Linked DNA regions of Homo sapiens: region 1 is linked to region 2. Evidence: chromatin loops called from intact Hi-C (ENCODE). Cell type or tissue: sigmoid colon. All regions are shown on one strand. Each heading gives the region's core, and the rest is flanking DNA. Links, peaks and the distances in the headings are about the cores only.

Region 1 (12,675 bases), core at 2,075-10,074, 810 kb after region 2:
TCACAAAGTGTTATATCAAACTTTTCAAATGAAGCATATTCAGTTCAGTTACATATAAATATAAAATGCGTATAGAACCTTAATAGGAAAGCAAAAAGCAAAAGGGGGTTTTGTACCATCAATAAAATAATATTATTTCATCTTTTCTTCATTCTTTTTCGTTTTTTGTTTTTTGAGACAGAGTCTTGCTGTGCCACCCAGGCTGGAGTGCAGTGGTGTGATCTCGGCTCACTGCAACCTCCGCCTCCCAGGTTCAAGCAATTCTCCTGCCTCAGCCTCCCAAGTAGCTGGGATTACAGGCCTGCACCACCACACCCAGCTAATTTTTGTATTTTTAGTAGAGATGGGGTTTCGCCATGTTGGACAGGCTGGTCTCCAACTCCTGACCTCAAGTGATCCACCCACCTCGACCTCCCAAAATGCTGGGATTACAGGCGTGAGCCACCACCCCGAACTCTTTGCTTCATTCTTTAACATTTTCCCTGTTTTTAATTACTATAATATGTTAGTTCAATAGTACATATAACATATATATAATTTACAAATAACAAGTATTGGGAGTATCTGCTTAAAAACCTTTTACTGAATCCAGTGAGCCATCCAAAAAGCCTGGAAACCACTGAGCATTAAACCATAAGGGGCTGTAAAATTAAAAAAAAAAAAACCTGTACCCAGAATCTTAGAACTTCAGATTGACACACTCTATGTGTCAACCAAAGTGGGGGATGTGAAGGAGGAACTGCCAGCCCCAATCAGCTTCCCACATTAGTCAGGAGAGTATGTTCATTTAGTTGCACCACCATTTCTCAGAACGTTTTGGAAATATTTGGAATGTAGTAGGAGACCTAAGGGACCACCCACTCAAAACCCAAACGAAAGCCTTCCAAAGACAACAGGGGGCAAAATGAGAGTCAGCTCCTCCCAGCTCCACATCCGGCCAGCAGCGGGCTGGGCAGGGCAGCCATCTTGTCCCACTCTGGCTTCTTCCGCACATTCCTGACTGTTACAGGGGGCCTGAGCCTGGGGAATGAATGTTATCACTGCAGGCAATGTTTAGAGGTGACAGAAAACACTCCAGTCACGTCAGAGAGAAGAGCCATTTAGACTAGACTAGGGCGCAATACCCCTGGAGCTGAGCTCCCTTGCCTTTCCCCTAATGCCTCCAACAAAACGAGACTCTGGTTCCAGGCAGCGCTCTGGACGATATGCTTATTTACTCTGACATTTCGGGCAAATGGCTATAAAATACTTTGGTGGCTTGGAGACATGACTATACAGTTTTGTAATGAAAGCTGCTTCCAAACTGCTTTCTGTTATTTTTTCAGAATTCTTCACTGATTAAAATCTGGTTACAAAACAAGGGACCTAGAGAGATGTTCACTTCACCACTTCTCTACAGATGCCTCCTGCTGCTTCCAACTTTTCTCCTTTAAGGCAGGGTGAATCCAAATCATGGTCTTAGCCCTGAAGGAGGCACCAAAGCAGTTTCGTTGCCCTGTGAAAAGCTTCTAGAGGAGCTCATCTGAATGCTTGAAGAAACCAGCCGCCCTTGCAATTACCTAAAAGGAATTGAGTCATTTTAACAAGACATTATTTCTGCCATCCACGGTCACAATCATCTCTTTGAAAAATAAATACTCTTGGTTTGTTGTTTTTTTTGTTTGTTTGTTTGTTTGTTTTTAATGTCCATTATGGGATGGTCTGATTAGACAATGGGATTTCATAATCTAGGGAGGTGAGCACATCCCTGAGTTTTGCCAATCCTCATTATTCAACCTCCTGCTGTGCTCAGGGGTGGGGCTTCTACACACCAGGAAACTCCAGATAAATGGAAGCACAAACTGCTCTGCCCAAAGCCACACTCTGTGGTGCCAAAGCTGGCAGATCCTGCCATTTTACAGACTATGGCCTCCAAACTGGGTTTTCCTCTTTTTCATCCCTGCAAAGAATAAGAAAGCACATAGTCCCAAGTCCCTTTCTCAAGATGACCCTCCACATGGACACCTGAAGCGATCAAACAGCCTCCGACCAAGAGGCATTTGTTATTTACTCCACACACCATCCTCTAGCTTGTTGCAAAACCTGTCTGCCTTCTCACGGTAAAGAATGACGCACACACTTTTAATCCATTCGGCTTTTTGAAAAATGAAGGCGAGGCCTTGATTTACTGTGGTTTGCCTACCCTACTCTATAATGCCAACAGATTATTGGGCCTGGTGGCAGCCTTGTCCATCATGTTTTATGGCTGGGGCCATTCCCATCTTGGCTGGGGAGCTGAGAGTGGAATTTTAACTATGAATTTTCTTTTGTTTAATAGGCTAAAGTCAAAAGGCCACATTCTGCTTTCAGATATGCATGAACAACTTCCAACTGGAGTTACTCATATATATCTGAATTTAGTTAAAATATTCCAACACCAAGCCACCATTAAATAACATACTTTTTTTTCTTTTTAAACCTTTTTAATGTACATGTGGATGAGTGAAACAGCATGTATAAATTAATCAAAATTATTCACTCTTTTTGAGGAAATGTTTGGTTTTTAAGAAACAAAGCCATTTGGACATTTTACTCTCCAGTCCTGCTCATCTATTCCACCTTGATACACACCAACCACTGAGCTTCTTCAAGCTTATCTTGAAGGGCTCATTAGCCTCTGCCCTTCCTGTTATGTAGTGGACAGCTGTGGTAGAGTGGAAACACACAACAGGGCCGGATTCAGAAGAAGCAAGATCAAGGTCCAGCTCTGATAATAGTTATATGAACTTGAGCAAATCAATTAATCATCTCAGTATCTATTCATCTGTAAACTGTTGACTTCATAAGATTATTGGGTGAATTCAATAGATAGTGGGTGTTACATTTTTTTTTCAAAAGAACTTTGCCTGTTGCATAAGCAAAAAATGTCCAAACGAAAATCCAATGCTGATGAAGATAGTAAGGAGAAACTTATTATCACACAATGAGAGAAGGAGTATAAAATGGTACTACTCCTTTGGAAAGCAACTGCAATTAATATATTGATAATATTGACCATTTAAAAGTGTCCTCTTTGATCCAATAATTCCACATATGAAAATTTGTCTTTACCTCTATATGTAAAGCTTTTCTTCATAGCATTTTTATCATGGAAAACAAGTGGAAACAATCCAAATTTTAAGCAAATAAGGGAATGTTTAAGCACACTGTCATATACACTTAACACAATACTTGGGTTAAATTCTTGTAATGTTAAATGAATAAAAATTGATTCAAAATACATATTCTGCATGATCACATCTTGGTAACAGAAACAACAACAAAAAAGCCTTGAAAAGGAAAACAAGTAGAACAAATTTTTCAGAAGTAATTGGTAGAAGAAAATCAGAAAGTGCTTTGGATACAAAGAATATAGGAACATTTCCCCTCTTTGAATACTTAATACTGTGTACATAGATGGCACAAAGTATATATTAAATGAATTTTTTAAGTGTTATACATTAGCTCCTAATTAGCAAGAACACCCTGCTCAGCTAGCTTTTCAATTAATCAAAACTTTACCTTAATTAGCCCTGGAAAATAGGTTTTTGCAGTGGTTGTATCTTATTTTTCCATCCAGCTATCTATAGGATCATAGAGATTCAGGCTAACACATTTGGCATTTGGTCAGATAGCAAAAGCTTGGATTTAGCCATTGTCACAAGGAGCAACATCAAAGGAATTCTGAAACATTGCTCCCCACATACAGCATGGCCCATGTCATTTGATCTTCAAGAATGCAGAGCAGTGGGTGATGAATGTTCATGAGATCCAATGTATACATTTCCATCAACAGGAGGAATGGGTGCAGGCCAAACTAGAAATGGGTGGTATGCTGTAAGCATAGACAGCCATTTGCAGAGGTGTCAGCATACTGTACAGAATTATAAATAAGGAGGGACATGTGATAAATAAAATTTCATTAATTTACAGAAATAAACCGAAACATCCAAAATAGGCAGCTCCCTGCATATTTCGTCTTCTAACCCACAAGAAGTAATATTTATTGCCTTCATATGAAAGCCAACTCTAGTGATATTCCTTTGTGGTAATATTATGATGTACCATTTTGTATTCCTAGCATGTCCTACAACCCTCGTTATGGTGCACTTATGAGCAGAGCACCACTTTCAGTACACAGTGGAGCTGTCCACCAAGAAAATAAAAGATAGTTTGTGTTGAGACAACCCACTTAGAGAAATGAATTTTACAGAGGGGAGAAATAGTGTCTCTATAGCAGAAATTAAGTCAGTTCTTGAATTTCAAATGGAAGTGTCTCCTCACAGCTGAGTTACTTAAAGAGCAAAAGACCAAACATGCACCTCAATTACAGGAAATTAAAAGCCCCTTGAAAGCTCACAAAATCATCAAAAGTTAGAAATGAAAGGTAGCTTATAAATCTTCTATTACCCACCACACAACACATACCCACATTTTTATAGATGAGGATAGAGCCCAGAAAGTTTAGATATTTTTCCAAGATCACACAGTGAATAAATGGTAGAGCCAGGATTCAAACCCAAGACTCTTGGCTCTCTCTGTTGTTCTTGCCTCAATGCTCTGCAAATACCAAAGGGCCTGCAAGCTGCAAACCTTAACCAGTACTGTTCATCAGACATTTGGAAAGGATTGTAACATGATGGAAAGGGCTTTCGAGTCAGACTGGAGTTTAAATCCTGACTTGATCACTTACTTGTATGGCCTTGGATAAGTCAACCAACGTCTATGAACCTCAGGGTCATTTATAAAGCAAACATTGTGAATCCCACCCGCAGTGTGGTGGTAAGAATCAAATGAAATAATGTACACTAAGTGCCAAGCAGGGGGCCTGGCTCACCATGGGAACTTGAGAAGTATTTATTATTACTATCATATTACTTCCTTGAATGCATATCCGAAGTCCTGAACTTTCAGTCTTAGTCTGGAAAAGAGAGTAAGGGTCCAAATTCTTCATCCTTCTCTACAAAGCCTGTGTGGATGTTTCTGTTCACGGCTGTGCTGCGCCAAAATAAATCTAATTCAATCTGGACCATTAAATGCTTGGCACCATGTTTTACACTAATCTCTTCAGTTGTTATTTTCAGTTTCTAGTTTACCCAAACAATCCATTTTTAGAGTTAGTGACCAAAGCTGCCAATAAAATAGACTTATCTTGAAAACACCAGGATACTCCTGAAGGAATGTCAATATACACGCACAGCATATGGCAATGCTTTATAAGAGTTTGACCATTGGCTTACAGTTGGCCAGCTCAACTGTAAACTCAATACTATTTTGGGGTATTAATATCTATAAGTGCTTAATATCCCAGCCACACTGCCATCCACTAGGTTTGAATGTCCTTTATGGAGTGAACTTGATCCTCCCGTTTCACTTTTGGTCTCTCTCCAGAGAAGCTAATATACTGGCATAGTTCTGCCATTTGTCAGCCAGAAGTCTGGTTACACATTTGCTCGTCAATCTAAACCTAACCTATTCTCATATGAGCACTTGGGGTTTCATGTAAATCAACCAGACGTTCTGTCATTCACCAGCAATATCTCTCCATAGTATTCTACACCCATGTGCCTTCATGAAATATTTCATTATGCTGGTGGAAGAAATATTCAAATGAATGTGCTTTTTCAGGGATGGTGACACCAGAATGTTTTAAATCTGTTCATTACCACAACAAGGATAAATGGCGTTTCTGCCAAAGACTTTTGATAACGGGTGCAGTAATGCATGCCAGCACTTTCTGAAATTAAAGGTTCTACCCTGAGAGGTAAGTAGGATAATGCATGGCTAACAAATGCAAACCCAAATTTCAGAGCTGAGTGTTTCTTGTCAGTATCACCGATCGTTTCCAACAGACGCTGCCTTAGGGAGTTTGTAATGTCATTTCTACTCTCTTGACATTAATGTCCAGGTGAGCCTACCCCAAGGTTTGTAAAAGAGCAGATCCTTATTAACTTAGCATGCTTTATTGTGATTTTTCTTATATTTGGATTCACATATGCTTTTAACAGCTGCATTTTAAAAATCTGCTATGGTTTAAAGACAGTATTTCATAAAAGCCTTAGTTTATTCAGTAAAATATTTTAATAACCAGTTGAACAGTCTCTTGTTAAGATTTTAAGATATTTGTTTCTGATTGTACTAATTAATTGTTAAAGTTTTTTTTAAAAAAATCAGTGATGAGACTCTAGTCTTCACTAACTTTTTTGGCATCTTCAAGAGGCACAAAGGAAATGAGGAACTGGAAATTTAAAACAGGGAAATAAATATCAGTTCGTATTTGCTTTGACATATGCATGACATTGGGCCAGTTAACTTCAGTATCTCTGGATTGTAAAATGGTGTTTTAGTGTAGAACTAATACCTGAGAATTATGGAGAAAATGGAGAGAAAAGGGCTTCCAATTCAGGTTATCTATGAAGAGCATATTTTATTCTTACAAGTGTCTGAAAATGCCTGGTATCATTACTATTCACCATGAGAACTTTTGGAAGTATGACCACTAGTACTGTAAAGAAAAAAAAAATCCAATATCTGTGAAAGATTATTCATCCAAATAATGTACCCTCTAAAATTAAAAAATCACAGGTAGAGCTGTATTGTATTGGCTCATAAAATGCCTGAAATGGACAGAATACAGATTCTGGTCAGAGAGTAATAGTTTTCCTCTCCTATTTTAGATTCTGAACAGGCTCAGAAGATCATAAAGTTTTTTAATACAGGGTTTTGAATATAAAGTCACTTGGTCATAATACAAATATTGGTATCTGCCTGAGGAAAATTTTGTGCCTTAGTGATATGCAAAAACGCCTTCCTCTTTAGAGTTCTCCTTTCTTCATTCCCCATTTATTCCCATTGTAATCTTTTTCCTCTATCTGACATACTCCCTCTAGTGTTCCCTGGATGAAGTACAATAGCTAAAGTTCAATTTACAAACAAAATCCTATTTCTGCAATCTCTCAATGTTTTCCCCATTTACCATACACTAAAGCAAATTTAGCACCAGATGTTTTGGCCTTGTGAGCTGTAGGTGACAGCAAGAATTTTTAATCAGAGAGCCTCAAACTTAGTGGAATCTTGTATTCCAACTTCAGATCCTCAAAGAGGGCATTTATTTCTAATCTGATTGTTAGGGTTAGGTTCCTTCTCTGCCTTTGAATCCTTGTATTGGAATTTACTTTTATTGTGATATGCAGAAGGGGAAAAGATACTCTCATGAACTAAAGCGTGCAAGCAGGCATTTCTTTGACATATTTCCCAGGGTTAGAACTTACACTGATTCTTCTAAATTACCTAAGAGATTCAAGGCATTTTGACTTAAGAAAAAAGCGATTAATTTTTTAATGGCTTTACAAAAACCATAGGCATATTCTCAGCCACAGAAGCTCTTAATCAAACCAGGAGGAACAACCACTTGGGAGGTGTATTTCTTATGGGCATTTTTTCTTTACAGAAAATAAACACTTCCAAAGCTGTCAGCTGCCATTGCTGCTACTTTGGAAATCAGCCACACCCAAGATGTAGTTATAAGAGCTAACTACAGGCCAAGGTCATCTGGGGATCCAGCCAGCCTGCTCACAGGCATGGCACCCCAACCTGGCCACAGTGCATGGGCCTGCCAATCCAGGCAGGCCAGCCCAGACTGCTATTTTAGGTTGGAGTTCCCAAAAGAAGGCCCTTGACTGTCCTTCACACTACTGGCATTCAGCTTTGTACTTAGCCATTCTGAACCATTATCTACTCTATGCCCTGACTGCTTCTCTCCTTTGAAATATCCTACCTCTTTGGGGAGCCCCATAGGAGGTTGATAGATATGTCAAATTGTAATATTAAAATGATTATTTTGTTTAATAACACAAAGCTCACCCATACATACAGCTCTGCTACATCAGGTTACTTCAACCAAGTGCCTGAGCAGGAAACCTCAGGTTTATTTGTCCTCCTCCTTCACCTGGATCTGCCATTGATCCTTTCCTCTTTCATGTCCACTGGCATTATAGTTCATCCACATTTGCCTAGACTGCTACACTAACTTTCCAGGCGATCCCCCTCCCTCCAATTCACCAACGTTCTACCATTGGTTATCTTTCAAAATGACAAATCAGAATGCATTTCTCTTCTGTTTAAAATTTTTCACTGGTTCCCTATCATATACAGGATAAATTTTGAATTCCCTACCGTCTTAGTCTGTTCTGTGCTTCTATAACAGAATACCACAGACTGAGTTATTTGTAATGAACAGAAATTTGTCAGCTTACAGTTCTGGAGGCTGGGAAATGCAAGATCAGGGGCCAGCATCTTGTGAGGGCCTTCTTGCTCCATCATCCCATGATAGAAGGTGGAAGAACAAGACAGGGTGAGACAGAGGAAAAAGAGAGCTCAACTTATCCTTTTACAATGAACCCCTCCCATGATAATGGTGTTAATCCATTCACGAGGGTAGAGCCCTCATGGCCTGATCCCTTCTAAAAGGTCCCACCTCTTAGTGCTGTTACAATGGTGATCAACTTTCCAACACAAGAACTTTGGAGAACACAATCTAACACCTACAGCACCTAGACTGCTATTCAAGATTATTTGAGATCCAGAAACTCCTGCCCACTTTTCCAGCCTCATCTCTCATTATTCCCTCCATACCATCTTTCCCTCCTCACATCAATATACCCTATGCTTTGGCCAAACTAAGTATTTATTGTTCCCCAAACCCATAGTGCTTTTTCATGTCTCCAGATCTGCCTAGTGGAATCTTCTCCTTTTCTTCAAGAATCCAGTTGAGCATCACTTTCTGATGGCGTTTTCCCTGACTCCTCACTCAACTTATGTGCATATGTATGGTTAGTTCCTTCATCTATGGTGCTCCCTGGGCAGTTACACACTCTTAGTTTTTGTATATCTCTCTCTCTCTACACACACACACACACACACACACACACACACACTTTGAACCCTCCTATTAGGCTGTGGAGTTCTTATTGAAGGGACTTAATGTTGATTTTTGTGTTCCCAATATCAAGAGCCATATCTAAATTAAATCTGTAAGTAAATATTGTTATATTAAGTTAAAAAAATTTAAACCTCATAAGCAAATCAGCTAGCTGCATTCAAGAAAATATATTTGAATCCAATTCCTGCCTTTACTTATGTCTTTCACTAAGTAGAACTTGACTTACCAGGTTCCAAGTTGGATTGTAGTCTAAGGCACAATATCTGCACTTGAGGAAAATTGATGTTTCTGCCAAAAAATGAACTAGAAAACTCTTGGGGACCAGGGAATTAGATCGGAGAAAAAGAGGCAAGAGCAAGGATGTGCTGGGGCTGGCTTACTGCCCCATGTGAACAGTCCAATTTTTGAAGATTTAGGAAGCAAAGAGGCTGTTAAAATTGAGAAAGACACCATTCATGGCTCATACATATACTATGCCTCTAGGCTATCTCTTCTTTATTTAATCTATGTACTCTCCACTCACCTATGCAATTCCCAACTTGGATGTAGGCTTAACCTGGTAAATTTGACTTCAAGATCAATAACCAGCACAGTTCCTACTTTTGCTTTTCCTGATTTGTAATTTTCACTGCCTATACTCCCCTCTCCTTTTCTTTTTTTTAAATCACAGACATCCAAACAATGAGAAGGCTGACGTGGAGATATAGGAGGAGGGAACTGGTATAGTACTCTTGCACAGAGTTTCTGTGATTTCACAAGCACTTTTCTTATGTATCCATGTCATCTTCATTACCTGAGTATGGAACAAATTGATATAGCAGTGAACAGAATCTAGCCTTCCATTGGACTGACCAGCACAGCAGGTTATTAGTTCACAACTCTGTGGGCTGGCAATTTGGGCTGAGCTTAGCTGGGCAGTTCTTCTGTAGGTCTCCTTTGGGCCAGATGGTTGGTCTAAGAAAAGCCTGACTCACACATCTGGGGGGTAACAGGCTGTCTGCTAGAGTGTGGGCCCCATTTCTCCGTTAAGTGGCCTTAGTTTGAGCTCATTTACATGGTGATCCCATGGATCTGGAGCAGCAGGAGTCAGCCAGCCTCAGTGTGCAAGCGCTGTTCAAGTCTCTACTTGTACTATGTTTACTAATATCCCAATGGTCAAAACAAGCCACATAGTCACACCCAAAATGGAGTGGAGAAAAATATTTTTTTAAAGTAAGAATGTCTGTATTTGTAGATGACATGACTGTCTACATCAAAAATCCTAGTGAATCTATAACATAACATATTAGAACTAATAACTGAGCTTATTAAGATCACAATATACGAGACCAATGTATAAAAGTCAAACGTGAGAAATTGATTTCTTCATGGGAGGGGTAGCAAAGAGGCAAGAATAAAAGAAAGAAAGGCCTGTGTGGTCATGTTGCAATCTACCACAGAGGCCATTTCAAGGTTATCTATATGAGGCCTGGGTGTCATTTGGAGGATTCCTCTGCTTTCTTTAGTAAGAAATTGATACACATGCGTTGGTGCATTACTCTGCATGAATTTGACCAGACCATAGGGTGGGTACCCTCTCTGCCCTGGTGAGCCTGATGATGACGTGGAGTAAGCTCTGCCTAGCAGCTGTGTGCAACAAGCTCAAACTAGCCCTTTGAGCAAAACAACAAATAAAAACAAATAAACAAAACACCCCAGCCTTCACTGAGGAGCCTCCCATCCACTTCAGAGAAATGGAAGGATAAGACAAACCTAAAGATGTCTAAGGGAGAGAAATGGCAACATACCCCATGGCAAGCTTGGGGAAATAGAGTGTTTTAGAAGAATTTGAAGATACATTTCTAGGCCCCCATGCTCACTCAGCAACAAAGCAAATGGCACTTAACAAGCAGCTGCTCCCTTCCAGTAACCCATAAGCTCTCTAACTGGATACAGTCCCCATCACTTTCTTGTCCTCTTTCAATTGTCTCTTAACACTGAAACCAGGTTTTGATTGCCATTTGTCTTGGCACTAACCCTATCGTATAGAAAAATTGAGGAGGACATTTTTTTCTCACCAGAATGTGAAAACTACAGATAGACCAACAAGGCTCTGATTTTGTAGAGAAAAGAATATTCCTGTGTATTAAATATACAAGAAAAATGTGTGAAAATAATACACCTTAAAATGCTATTATGAAACAGATTCATTCATTCATTCATGTTGCCCACCTGGTCCCCATAGTCATCGGAGTTTTCCACTCTTGACGAACGAATACTTGCCCTATTTTCCAAGCTAAGTCTTGAATACCTTGTAATGTTTTACTTCTTGTGGCATCCTGCACTTTGTGTAAAATCAGGAGTGGGGAGTGCCAATAAATATTTGATTGACTAATTGACAGCTTGAGTCAAGGTTCTGGAAGAGAATAAATACAAGGGAAAGGCATTCCCTTTTTCATTTAGACCATATTTTGCCTAAGCCAAATGGACGATTTACAGCTAATCATTGCGTCTTAACCAGGGACAGCTGGAGCTTACTGCTTGCCTCCTGCCTAGTCGTCTTTATTCCTTCTATAAAGGCAGAAAACAGAAGGGCTCTGCACACAGCAGTCACAGACGCTCATCAAAGACAAACCACTGACATGGAAACTGAACAAGAAAAGGCTTCCTGGTTCAAGGCTGGCTTTTGGGAGCCATGTTCAAGCATGCCCTAAGTAGCACAGTCAGCAGCCTTTTTCCTTCACTCTTTAGGGGCTGGGGTTGAGGAACAAGATTCCCTCAATTTTCCAACAAATAACCTATTTCAGTGAAATAAAAAAAGGGGGGGTGGGGCATTGGTGCAGTCAGTCATTCATATGCCAAGTTGTAGCCATGTTAGTATTTCATGCCAGTAATTCTGTCTAGCAGAAACTCATCCTGGCTCTTTTCCATTCCTTTTAGCAAGATTGCAGTTGTAAATCAGCAGGAATGTCCTGGAGACTGCTCCAGGTGGGTTGTCGGGAGCAGTCTGGAAGAAGAATCTTCAGAATAATTTAGGTTATGAGTCTAAGAGGGAAGGTCAATGCTGCTATTTAGAACCAGAGCACTATGCCAAATTTGGCTTTGGAAGGATGCGTTAAATGTCATTCTTGGAATTTGAATTTAGAATATTTTAAAAACACGATCGTTTGTACATTCACCCCTACAAGATTTAGCCAGGGTTCTCATCTCTGACCTCTGAACATCCTCTAAATTTGCGAGACCACTATAGTAATAATCCAATTTGGGTTAGTACTTTTTACTCATAAGAAGAGTTTCATTTGTAGCTTTTAGAGGAAATGGAGTGAGTATCATTCTGATCTCAAGGGCACTGTGGACAGAAATTGGATTTGCAGAGTTAGTGTAGGTCTTGGTTCTACCTCTTAATAACAGTATGGCCTTAGACAAATACTTTGTCCTCTCTGGGCCCTTTCTTTCTTTCTTTCTTTCTTTCTTTCTTTCTTTCTTTCTTTCTTTCTTTCTTTCTTTCCTTCTTTCAGAAACAGAGTTGGGTGGAGGTTGGAAGGAGGGAGAGGATCGGAAAAAATAACTATTGGTCACTAGCCTTAGTACCTGTGTGATGAAATAAATAATCTGTACAGCAAACCCCCGTGACATGAGTTTATCTATATAACAAACCTGCACATGTACCCTTGAAGCTAAAATGCAAGTTTGTTTGTTTTAAAGAAACAGTTATTCAGAGGAATGAATGCCACAAA
Region 2 (12,675 bases), core at 2,404-10,403:
GTCATGTGGCCCCACCTGACAAAGGAGCCAGGAAATAGAACCCTATCATGGTCCAGAAAGGGGAGAACTAGAAGTATATGGTAAGCATTACTAATGACTGGCATGCCATTACTGCTTGCACAAAGCAGTAATGTGGGTTTCTAAAGTGAATCCAGCATTGCCCAAGAAGGCCAGCAGGCTGATGTGGTGTGATTGTTGGTCTCAGTCTGCCTCAGTGTCAATCTCCCTCATCCACTCTCCACAATATTTCCTACTGAAGCCTGTTATTTCTTTGTCAGAATTTACTCCTTATGTGAATTCTAGGCATAATTTTGTTCTCTTTTAAAATGCATATAAACATTAAGTATAGCATAATTTAGTCTGTTCATCTGATGGTTTTGGGGAGCTGGCTGATGCAGAGTTCTTGAGGATGGAAAAGTTATTTTTGAAAGACTAGAATCTCCTCTGAAGAAGGGGAGAAGGGATGTCTGAAAGTAAGTTATCTGCTTCAAATTATTTCCCAGAATAGGTCCTGACCACCAGGGTGAGGATTTATAGGGCTATGCACCATATATTGTTCCTCAGTTGCAAGCCCTGGAGCAGTCACATAATCGATTCTTGTCCATTTTAGGAAATAGGCCCCAGGAATATCAGGTTTGGGATGCTTGCAGCACAAAATGACAAGGTACATACTGAACTATACATTCTCTGGTGCCCAACACAAATAGAATTTCCATTCTTATAAATGTACAGGAATTAAAACATCATTTCTCTTGAACATTTAAAAATGCTTCCCATTATCTTTAAAAACATCTTAAAATATATTGCAGTTTGTTTTCTAATTATGCAATAAAATCACTCCCAGTTCTGGTATGTTGGTTAAAAGTCAAAACAGCTTGTATTTGAATACAGATATACACATTCAACATTTAAAAGCTGTTTTCATCATGATAATTAGACATTAAATTGTGATTTATATTGTTAAATACTGATTTAGAGTTAACCAAGTAACAGTCTGGAAATTTTGAAGTACTTTTAGAATATTATGTTATATTACGCCCATAATACATCGCATTTTTTTCTTTCCTCCCAAATTTAATGCATTATTATAATTCACATCTTAAAATATTTTGGGTAGGTAATATGTATACATAATACAAATGGCTAAAGTTACAAAATAGTTTTTCAGTGAAAAACAGGTATTTTTTCCTATCCCTGTCCCCTAATCCTCAAATTTCCCCTTCAGATATAACCACTGTTATCAATTTATTGTGTTTCCTTCCAAAGATAGTCAATGTTGCTATAATTTTCTTTTCTTTTCTGTTTTTTTGTTTTTTGTTTTTTTGTTTTTTTTTTTTTTTTTTTTGCTGTTGTTGTTGTTTTTGAGACAGAGTCTCACTCTGTCACCTAGGCTAGAGTGCAGTGGCGCAATCTTTGTTCACTGCAACTTCCGCCTCCCGGGTTCAAGAAGTTCTCCTGCCTCAGCCCCTGGAGTAGCTGGGACTACAGGTGCACCCAACCATGCCTGGCTAATTTTTGTATTTTTAGTAGAGACGGGGTTTCGCCATGTTGGCCAAGATGGTCTTGAACTCCTGACCTCAAGTGATCCACCCACCTCGACCTCCCAAAGTGCTGGGATTACATACATGAGCCACTGTGCCTGGCCGCTATAATTTTCAAGTGTGTGTGTGTGTTTGGTTTGGTTATTTGTTTGCTCTTATACTTTATGTTTTTCATTTAACAGTATGTCTTGGAGATTGTTTCATGTCACTATATACAAAGCTGCTTTATTCACCTAACAACAACATATATTCTATTATTTTAATCTATTATAATTTATTTACCCAGGTCCCTATCAATAGATATTTATGTTGTTTCAAATCTTTTTCTATGTAGACAATCCTGAAAATTATATTCTTACATTTATTTCTATATATATGTGACTTTACAGTAGACATAATCCTAGATTTGGAATGGCTAGATCAAAGGCAGATTTTGTTATAGAAATGTCATTAGCATAAATTAAATTTTATACTGTGACAATAAAATTAAAGACTTTTTTTTTAACCAAGGTGAAGTATTTGTGAAATATTTGTTCCCTTAATTGTACAACTTTGGGCTAACACAGTCAAATGAGTCATCATTTCAGACCTCAAGGGACTGAAATACTACGGGTAAAATGGCAGCTGTTTAGAAAGTACATATCTTGAAAACCATTTTATTGTCATTCTTAAAAGACTTGTTTATTAACCATATAATTGAATCTAAAAGAGATATTCAAATGTTCCTACTTATATATCTGGACTCTGAAAACTCCTAACTATAGAACATTATAATAATAGTTCTTCAAAAGTGAATGCATTTTCGAGTAAAGTTCTGTTAAAAACATCACCAGGATTAATCACATCAAACCTGTCTGGGGGTTTCATAAACAGTTGACAAAGTCAAAACAGTGATGTGCTTTGTTAAAGGGCTCACTGAAAAGCTAATTTGTAAATTGGCCATCACTTAAATGCATGTATCTAAGTTAGCTCACTGAGAACTTCTTTAGACTAGAAAATCCCCTGCTTTAAGCTTCCAAGAAGATACTTGTACTCTTTAGAAAACCTTGCATAATTACAGATGATTAGAGAAGCCATAGTAACTTCATGGGACAAAATTAGACATCCATTTCCTTCTAGAGAAGAAAGGGTGTGGTTTCCCAGAGCAGCACAGGAGGGGTTAAACTATCATTCCTTCCTGATAATTTCATATCTCTTGTATAAGATTGCTAAATGTCAAAAAGTGTTTATTTTTTTGCTAACAGTATAAAACTGAACATACTGTGAGACATAAGGTAGCAGGTGTCTTGGCTCTAAACTATCAAGTCTGTGGGCATTCTGTTATAACAGGTGCTCCAAAAAATTTGAACAGATTTTAACAAGAGCTGTATGGGCTTTTTAATTAGCCTGGTTATTCAGCATGTGTAAAAAGCATTAGGTATATGCTTAAAACATCATAGAGTCTAAAAAACAAATGCTTCACATAGTTACTCCCTCCGGCTTCTCTTTGCTTTCTGCTGTTACATTTGACGTATGTGTTTCTCTTATCACAGAATTTCCCCAGCTGAGACAAGAGCATGACAAAACATGACCAGCGGTAACAGTGATAGAGCAGAGATCCAGAATACTCTTCTGGCTGATACACAGACACGCTGTACACTTTTCATAGAACTCAAGTTTGATATGTATTAGGGGCATCCTTACCTTCCCTGGAATAGCCTCTTAAAAATTTTATATGTCTCATAAATTGACTATTATCAGAAGGATTTTACATCAACCTCTACAATATGGGAAGATGAGCTTTTACTAGGGATTCATGTTCAGGATTTAAAATTAAAAAACTTCTACCTATATTTTAATTTCTCTTACAGGTCATTATGTTAACACAGATGTTAATTTAAGACTATCTTTTTCCTTTTGTTGTTAATGTACTAATGTGACATTTGATCTTTGGGATCCAACTTTGCAGCACTAATTCATTGGTCTAGCAAACATTTTCTGAAAATCTATTATGTTGAGTTTGTGTGTGTGTGTATGTATGTGTGTGCATGTGTGCAGCAAAGAGGAGTAAAACAGATTTCCTATCTTTAAGGCACTTAAGATCAATATAAATTATAAAGTGGAATATGTTTGACTCCCTAGTGATGTAAACAGAGTATACCATGGGAGCTGAAAGGATGGGGAGATCTACATTTAATGAAACTGAGGAAAGATTCATTGAAGCAGGTGACATTTAATTTCGGTCTTGAAAGTTGAATAGAATTTTGAAGTCATGATAGAAGCTGACATTTGGGGCTACATTACAGGCACAAATGAAAGTACATTATAGGTTGTTGACTTATTGATTATAGTTATTGCATATATTGTGATCAGTGCTTAACTTTTTAGATATACAGATGTAAGGTACAGATTTATTTTAAATAAACCAAGTGAAAAGTTACCAATTACTGATTGCTTAGTGTGCCAGGTTCAGTTGCCAGGCTTTACCCACTTTGCCTCAGTTGATGTTTATGACAACCCTCTGTGAAAGGTATCATTCCACCAGTTTTACACATGAAGATACTTAGTATCAGAGAAGTTAAATAGCATATTCAAGGTCATGTGATAAGCAAGAGGTGGAGTTAGGATTTGAACTTAAATCCATCTGTTACCAAAGTACATACAGTTATTCTCCACAACACTGCACCATCCTCCTGGTTTTAAAGTAAGAAGGAATCTTGGAGATCCTTCTTGTGGATATAATTCATGCATTCTCTTGGGAGGTAAAAAAATACTCTTTATGTATAAAGTGCAGACATACATACAGTGCATATTCAGTTGTACAGTTTAACTGTGGCATTGATATTTTATGATGGAGGGTGACATGGGAAAAGAGTCTAAAAAGGCTCTGTAGGGGTGTGATCACGGAAAAAGGTTGGGAAGCATTGATCTAACTCAAGCTCTTTCACTTTTTAGGGAACAGATGTGGAATGTTGGAGAGTGAAATGACTGCCCCAGTCACACGTCTAGTCAGTGATGTATATGCATGTGTGTACTTAAAAATAAATCCACTGTTTTTAGGGGCAAAAGGCTCATGCACCACTTATCACTTTGCCAAGCTCAACAATCTTGTCCTCTCCTTTAACTCGATTTCTTTCTGGGTTTGTGCGTGGGCTTATTTATGCTCTCCCCCTTAAGCTGTGAATCACTAAATTTCAACTTCCTGGAGGTCAACAACAAGGAGTGAAATAGTCCCACCGCTAAGTCTTGACCCTGGAATATGTCATTTAAGCTGCGGTGTTTTGGGGGCACTCTTGAGCGGTCCACCTGGTGCTTCTAGAGCAGCAAGCAATGTATAGTAGGTGCTCAGAGTTATGAATTAATGCGTGAATATTGACAGTAGCAGAAAGAAAAGGGCTCAGAAGGACTGAGAACTGCTTGTCTTTTAAATTATTAAGTATTAGTTAAATTTATTTCACATGGAAACAAGCAACACTGGCTCATTTGCTGGCTGTCGGACATCTGCTGTTGAGCTAAAAGTGGCCTGAGGTCTTGAAGAAAAGTTGGGCACCAAGCAGAGCTCTTATCTTGGGGTCAGGTACTCCACTAGGTCTTGAATTCTGTTACTGCTAGTGAGCTGAGAAGGGACACCCTTAGCTTGTTTGGGGCCAGACAAGATTTCATCATGAAGGAATAATGTTAAGGAAGCCCTTAAACAGTTTTACTTACACTTTTCCTACGCATCAACACACAATCATTAAATCTGTTGAAGATAGAAGAGGGATTTTTTTTTAACCTACTGACATAAATGATTCTATTACATTTAATGTATATGTGCTATTTCCATGTATTTCCCCCCTTCTCCAGCCCCACATAAGAATGCAGTAATATGTTTTCTTTCCACAATCTGCCTAGTCTATTTCCATGGACCAATGTTATTACTTTCATGGGCATTTTTCTAAAGTTTCTTTATGTTTATAAAGCATATTATGTTATTTTTAGATAATAGGTATATTACTATTAGATAATAGATAGTAATAGATATATTAGGCTGGGTTTGGTGGCTCATGCCTGTAATCCCAGCACTTTGGGAGGCCGAGGCAGGCAGATCACCTGAGGTCAGGAGTTCGAGAGCAGCCTGGCCAACTTGGTGAAACCCCGTCTCTACTAAAAAATACGAAAATTAGCTGAGTGTGGTGGTGCGTGCGTATAATCCTAGCTTTTAGGGAGGCTGAGGCACAAGAATCGCTTGAACCTAGGAGGTGGATGTTGCAGTGAGCCGAGATTGCACAACTGCACTCCAGCCTGGGCGACAGAATGAGACTCTGTCAAAAAAAAAAAAAAATGTTATCCTCTCTCCGCTGTAACTAAAAAGTACCATATTATGCATATGGTTCCATACCTTTATTTTTTTCTCCAAATAATTTATCTTGGAAATGCTCTGCATTGGTAGTATATGTATTTGTGATGTGGTTAATTTGTTAAATTGTACTTTCTAGGAAGTGTGTCAATTTATACTTAGAGTAGAAATGTTATGAGTGCCTGTTTCTTCATAACTTTGCCAAGAGGGTGTGAACAAAGTTTTAAATTTTGCCAGGCTGAAAGGTAAATATAATATTTTGATGTCAGTTTAGTTTTCATAGCTCTAATTTTGGGTGAAGTCAACCATCTTTCCTGTGTTTAAAACCATTTTTTAAAAAATGTGTGAATCATCTAATAACATTCTTTGCAATACTGAGTTGTTGATTTTTCTTATTGATTTCTAGGAACTATTTATTTATTATAAAGAGTCTCTGATATGAGGTTACAGATGTTCCCATTTGACATCAGTGATATTAAATATTACATAATTAAAATTTTATTTTTAGAATTTGCTAGCATGATGAATTGACATTGCTGAAAAAGATTACTTGACATAATCACACTATTTATTGTCTCATATTAAAAACAAATAGGATACTTACAAAATAATTACATCTACAGATGGAACTACAGCACCCCATTTTACATTTATTTGCATTGAGACCAGTAAACTGTTCAGAGAACTAGCTGCTTGTGCTGGGGTAGAAATAATTTTGCCATTTATTTTACCAATGGTCCCTAATAAACAAATGACAAATCTAGAACGTCCAAATTTCTAAGTTTGCCCTTATGATCAACTGCCAATTGAACAAGAAACTTAACAAGGTTATGTTCATAACTTGGCAAAGTGTCTAGCATATAGGGCTTGAAAAACGTTTATTTATTATAGAGATAATATACTGAACTGCCTTTCTACCTTATTGTGCCTCAATGTAGTTACTAGAGTAGAAAAGATTTCCACTCTTGGCTGCCATTCACAGGGCTCAGCTAAGAAGTTCCCTCCCTAGCTTACATTGAACTATATGAAATTGCTGCTTTATTGGTCAAAAATGGTTGACTGTTGGCACTTTCATACGGTTCAATCTATATCTGAAAGCCTGATGCAGTTAGAGAGGATTCAGCTGTCACAGCAAAAAGCTAAAAATTTTCAATACTGGGTGGACTGGAGTTCCTAGTCTCCTCACATGTCTATGTGGGAAGTGGGGTGTCACAGCTCTCTTGCTGGAAGCGAGGACTGCAGTATTCAGCAAACACCACAAGAGGGGGCATTTCTCTTGGAAATGTGAAGACTGATGAATGCTTTTCAGACTAAGAACCGGTACAGTCAGTCTGGGGGGTGTGCCAACAGGCTAGCAATAAACATCGAGTTGGGAAGAAGAGGGGCCAGTGATTACATGTTAAGCCATTGTCTGTCTCAGAGGGAAAGTCAACAGCTTTCTGTCTGGCAGCCTTAAAGCTAGTAATGCTGAGAACAGGCAAGCCAAAGTGAAGGGAGATCATAGCAATTGTGATTTTTGCAGCCAGAATCAAAACATCAAAAGTGACAAGTAGAAAGGGCTGAAGGTGCGCCTCTTACATATTTGAAAATGTCAGCTTCTTGGGAAAATTCGAGATGATGTAAGAGCTCTGCTGCATTTGCCGGTTGAATGGCATATTCCTGTTGGAAGTTCTGGCTGCCTTGCTAAAAATGCAGTGCACTCTAGCAATCGGCCCTGTGCACAGATGTTACACAGCCTTTACATTAAGCAGATAATGCAGAAAATATTTTCCTTTGTATTGGCACAGCTGTTACCATCTTCAACTCAAAGACTGTGCAGCTCTTGATTAATAGGAGATTTGTCTTTTGTTTGGCTATGAAAGTTAGCTCTAAATGAGAGACTTGGCTGCTCTTTCGCTTGTGTAACACCACATGGTAAATGAGTGCAGAGCAAGGGAGGTCCAGACTTCTGGGGCTGGCTTGTACAATCAGTCTCCCATTGACCAAGAAACTCTGCAACAGCCAAGCCCCCTATATGAGAACATTAAGTGGCCCTAAAGAAATTGCTCAACTAGAGGGGTTCTTATTAGAAAATTAAGGAAGAAAAAGGACAATATGACAAATTACGATATACTCTCATAACATTGAATTTAGCAGTCCCAGCCTTTTTTCATTGCCCAGCATCCTAGGTCAATTAGAATTCAGTGATTCTTGGATTCAGTTAGTGAATTGTTATAATTTGACTCTGAGATAATAAACAGGTAATTATTTCTCTTCTGTACTCCCCTCTCCCCACCCCAAATCCTCCAAAACATTTAAGCTAACTGGGGTGTTTTGCTATGGTGGTTTGTTGGAATTCTTTCTCCTCCACATCCAAAATAAACCATCATGTTTTTACTTGTTTTTCTGAGAAAGCAACACAGATGTTACGTTAAAAAATGTGAGCTTTAGCTTGTTATTGTGTATAAGCATGAAAATGGCTGTCTTATACATTGTAGCAAGTGTAAGCTGTCCTATCTCATGCTGAAAGGAAGCAACTTACCAGTAATGCTGGTGCCAGATTAAGATTCTCAGTGCATCACAAATGAATTACCATGTCTGTTATTTTAAAGGAGAAAAGAAAATGGCAAAAAAAAAAAAAAAAAAAAAAACCCACAAGAAACAAACAAAACCAACCAAAGCCAAGAAATATAAGAAGGGGGACATTGGGCCAGACTTTGCTAAAAGGTACATAACTCACTTTAGATTATCAGCTGGATAGATTATCCTGTTTCATTTCTAAAACAGATTTTGCAAGTGAGTAGTGAACAAGGAATCGTTGATTGCTCTTTTGGCTGTTTGAGTTCTTATGGCCCAGAGATGAGAATATTCAGATAACAGGTCTTTCATATTTTGTGTGTGTTCCACAAAACCACATGTGAAGAGAAACATTTTAATATATTGATTTGTCATAATAAGTGCTCAATAAATGTGTTATTGAAACAATGAATTAAAGGGAATCTTAGGGAACTCTACTACATATAGTGTGTGAAGTGCATCACAGATAATAAATACAATAAATAGGGTCTGGGAGGTGGATAGAGATGGTTTCTGCTGGGGAAAAGGGTGGAAAACAGTGGATGTCTTCTTCCAGCTGCAAGTCCTTGAAATATGAGCCGTAGCTTCCTCTTCCCCACAAGTTTCACTTTAATTCCTAGATAAAATAAGAGAAAAACAGATACGTGTTGAGGGCTGAGTTACAGAGGTCTTGTATGTTCAAGATCTGTGTCTTTTTCAAACATTCCCCGTATTTATCCTGACCATCGGCTTGCATCAATAAGCCAGAGATAAGCTTTGCAAGAAGTGGAAAGGAGAATTTATCAGGGAACAGAGATGGTGGAATATCAGAGAGACATTGTATTAGTGAGGGTTCTCTAGAGGGACAGAACTAATAAGATAGATGTATATATGAGAGGGAGTTTATTAAGGAGAATTGACTCACACGATCACAAGGTGAAGTCACACAATAGGCCATCTGCAAGTTGAGGAGCAAGGAAGCCAGTGGTTGATCAATCCAAATCCCAAAACCTTAAAAGTAGGGAAGCTGACAGTGCAGCCTTCAGTCTGTGGCCAAAGGTCCAAGAGCCCCTGGCAAACACTGGTCCAAGTCCAAGAGTCCAAAAGCTGAAGAACTTGGAGTCTGATGACTGAGGGCAGGAAGCATCCAGCATGGGAGAAAGATGAAGGCCGGAAGACACAGCAAATCTGGTCCTTCCATGTTCTCTGGTCTGCTTTATTCTGGCTGCTCTGGCAGCTGATTAGATGATGCCCTCCCAGAATGAAGGTGGGTCTCCTTCTAGTCCACTGACTCCAATGTTAATCTCCTTTGCAATACCCTCACAGACACAATGAGGAACAATACTTTGCATCCTTCAATCCAATCAAGTTGACACTCAATATTAACTATTACAGACACCCTTGGAATAGTCCAGAGGCTTTAATTGTAATCCTTTCTTGGAGATTACTCTGACCATATCTGTTCATGATGCTCTTCTATTAGCAAAGAAGAAGAGCCAGTGCTTTGTGATAAAGGCCCACCTGGGGCCAGTGTGTCAAAATTAGAGTAGAGGAGGTTTGAGTCAACAGGTGTTTTCCATTATTATAATTCGGCTCTCACCTGCACTCAGGATTAGCAAGACCTGCTTCAGGCATTCACAGCTGAGAGGAAAATGGAACATCTGGGTTGCAATTTTTCTTAGGTCTACATTTCAGAGTGATATTTTGTGTCAGTTTCCTTGAAATGGAAATAAAGTTTTGGTTCAGGGCATGTCTGTGTAGCTATTTGTATTTCACAGGAATGTGGGCTTTCTTACAAGGAACTAAAGAGTTTTAGAAATTCTCAGGTCTTGTTTATGAGGTTGTTAAGCCATCTGTGACATTATATGCATTTTCCACAAGGATTTCAAGAAAAGGAGATACGAGTGTGTTCTGCCCCATCGTATAACTCATTGTTGGGTCAACATAGGACTTAAATTCTTGTTAGTTTTCTAGATAAAAGTGGAGAGTGAGAGGAGGCTTAGAATGTTTAGTGTAATTGTTGTTCATTGGTTTTGTGCAGGAGATAGGGACTTCTGTGGATGCTTATGAAGAGTACTGAAGCACTGAGTAGAAATGGGATACAGTTCCTAGATGATTGTAAATATATATTTTTGTCTCTAAGTGAATTCCAAGGCCTGAAAGTGACATGATTTACTTTACTACAATAGAGCTGTCCTTAGTGAAACTCATGAGAACACTACGTTTTATCCTCAAGGATCAAGAGAGTGGACAGTAGAATTTCTCCCCTGCATCCACACCACTGACATTGTGCTTATTTGTCAAGGCCAGATCCTAAAATCTGAACATGCCATTGAGGCATGTGTGTCATGGCCACAGATACGTGTTGAGGGCTGAGTTACAGAGGTCTTGTATGTTCAAGACCTGTATCTTTTTCAAACATTCCCCGTATTTATCCTGACCATGTGTTTGCATCAATAATCCAGTTTGCAGCACCCTTCTAATAGCCTATTCTCTAAATATTTTAGGATTTTAGCCTGATGCTAACTTCCTGCCTTAGAAGAGGAGAAAGGGGAAAAGAATAGAAGGGGAAAATTTGAATTCTCTTAAATTTTCTAAGGATAATGAGGTTATGATTTCATGAAGATACAGTGTTTCTCTGGGGGCATCAGTCAGGCTAGACAATTGTTCTTCCTACTAAATGGAACCAGATATTCATAGGGGCATAAGGATGCTTTCCAATTTCATGAGTTCTACAGCTGGCATACAAAGACTATGGTTTCTCTAGAATCTAGAGATTCTCCTCCAAGAGGAGTCTGAGGTAATGCTGGAATTATAAAGCTCTGAAGTTAGAAGTCTAGAAGTTACAAGCTTCTAGGTCAATTTCACTAATAAAAATCTAGAACACAAACAGGACTGTCTCTGCCTGGAGCTCTCCCTCCTTGATGAACCAGTGCCTGATCCCTGGCCTCTGTCTGCTCTGGTGTCAGGCCATTCTAACTTGGCTTGACTACAAGGCAACTTCTTGTTCCACGCTGTGTCCAACCTTCTCTGACCTATGCCAAACCCCTGTGCCACTCATTGCCAACACTGACTATGTCTGTCCCCATTGCCTGCCTCAGATGAGGCTAGCAGTTTGCTTTTCCAGAACACACTCATATTTCTTTTGCTATAGTACAAACACATGTTGTTCAATGTTAAGAAAGATGATATTTGAAAATCAAACCCTCACATCTGATGGACTAGGCAGCATTCCTTGTTCTAGATGGGAACAATAAGCTTAGCTGACCAGGTGAGGATGCAAGGCCTGTGGCAGTAGCCTGGCGCTGGAGGTTGGGATGGTAGATGGAGTCAGGGTGGGTCACAGTTCAGTGCCAGCTGGAGCCCAGGTCATAATAGCCTCATGGAAAATTCCTTGGAGTTAGGGTTTTATCTGGAGACTGATGTAGTAGCTGCTTCTTTATTCCTGGTCACCCAAGTGTTCTCTGATTTATCCTTAATACCTAAAAGAGCCACCAAGATAAGTGTTGTTCCCTGGGAGAAGGATTCCTAGAGCTAAGTGTTCTTGGTTTCTGTGTCTAAACCAGAGTCAAGTCTGCCCTTGGCATGTTGAACGTCTGTGGAATCTGATTCCTCTTAGGAGAATGCACACCCTGACCCCTTCCTGAAGGAGTCAGTAACATTTTTTAAGCCTTTACTATGATCTAGGCACTCTTAAGTATTTTCTATAGGCCTAGAATTCTATGACATTCTGTATATATTGTTGCCATTTTACTGTTATGGAAATTGAGGCTCATCAAGGTAAAGTAACTCCCCCAAAGTCACATAATCAATATGAAGCAGAGCTTGGCTTGAACCTAGGTCTGCTGGACTGCAAAGTCTGCAACTACTCCATGGAACAGAAAGAGAAATTCCTGCAACGGGATCATGATTAGATAGATTATTTATACCATAAAGGACCTTTTTTTCATATATACACACAGAATGCCTCTAAATAGTGAAATCTATTAGTAAGTTTCAAATGTCTGATTTTGAAAAGATCAAGGTATGCTACTTTACAGCAAAGTGCATTATTGCATAAAGCAAGCTACAACTTGCAACTTTTGTATGTCTGTTTTCTTGGCAATGTTCAATAATGTTGTATTCTTCACTTAATTACTTCCTGTTTTTTTTAGGTTGCTTTATCCTTAATTTCTCCACATTATCATATTAATTACGCTTTTCAAATGTGATAATACCTTTTCATATATTCTCAAGGAAATGCTCTTTTTACCACTGGGCTATTTTGCTCTAGAAACAGAG

What was found. Peaks named below come from ENCODE experiments on the same cell type or tissue, not always from the same donor. Only the 100,000 strongest peaks of a DNase experiment are listed, where the experiment ranks them.
Region 1: a loop joins it to region 2, with 5 times the contacts of the local background. A loop is called at or near these places in 14 of 110 quality-filtered maps.

The regions. Positions count from the first base shown.
Region 1 is chr2:160,246,697-160,259,371 of GRCh38, reverse strand. LINC02478 (long intergenic non-protein coding RNA 2478) reads left to right here. Exons shown (of 2, transcript NR_103775.1): 2 at 1,326-1,653. Among named protein-coding and RNA genes, the nearest start is that of LINC02478, 19 kb to the left of the region's middle. In sigmoid colon, for the core only: a CTCF peak has its summit at 6,913; no DNase peak of the experiment used is centred there.
Region 2 is chr2:161,058,322-161,070,996 of GRCh38, reverse strand. No RefSeq gene overlaps it. Among named protein-coding and RNA genes, the nearest start is that of TANK-AS1, 96 kb to the left of the region's middle. RefSeq lists an enhancer at 10,681-10,850. In sigmoid colon, for the core only: CTCF peaks have their summits at 6,928 and 7,129; a DNase peak (open chromatin) is centred at 7,166; H3K4me3 peaks cover 439 bases; H3K27ac peaks cover 437 bases.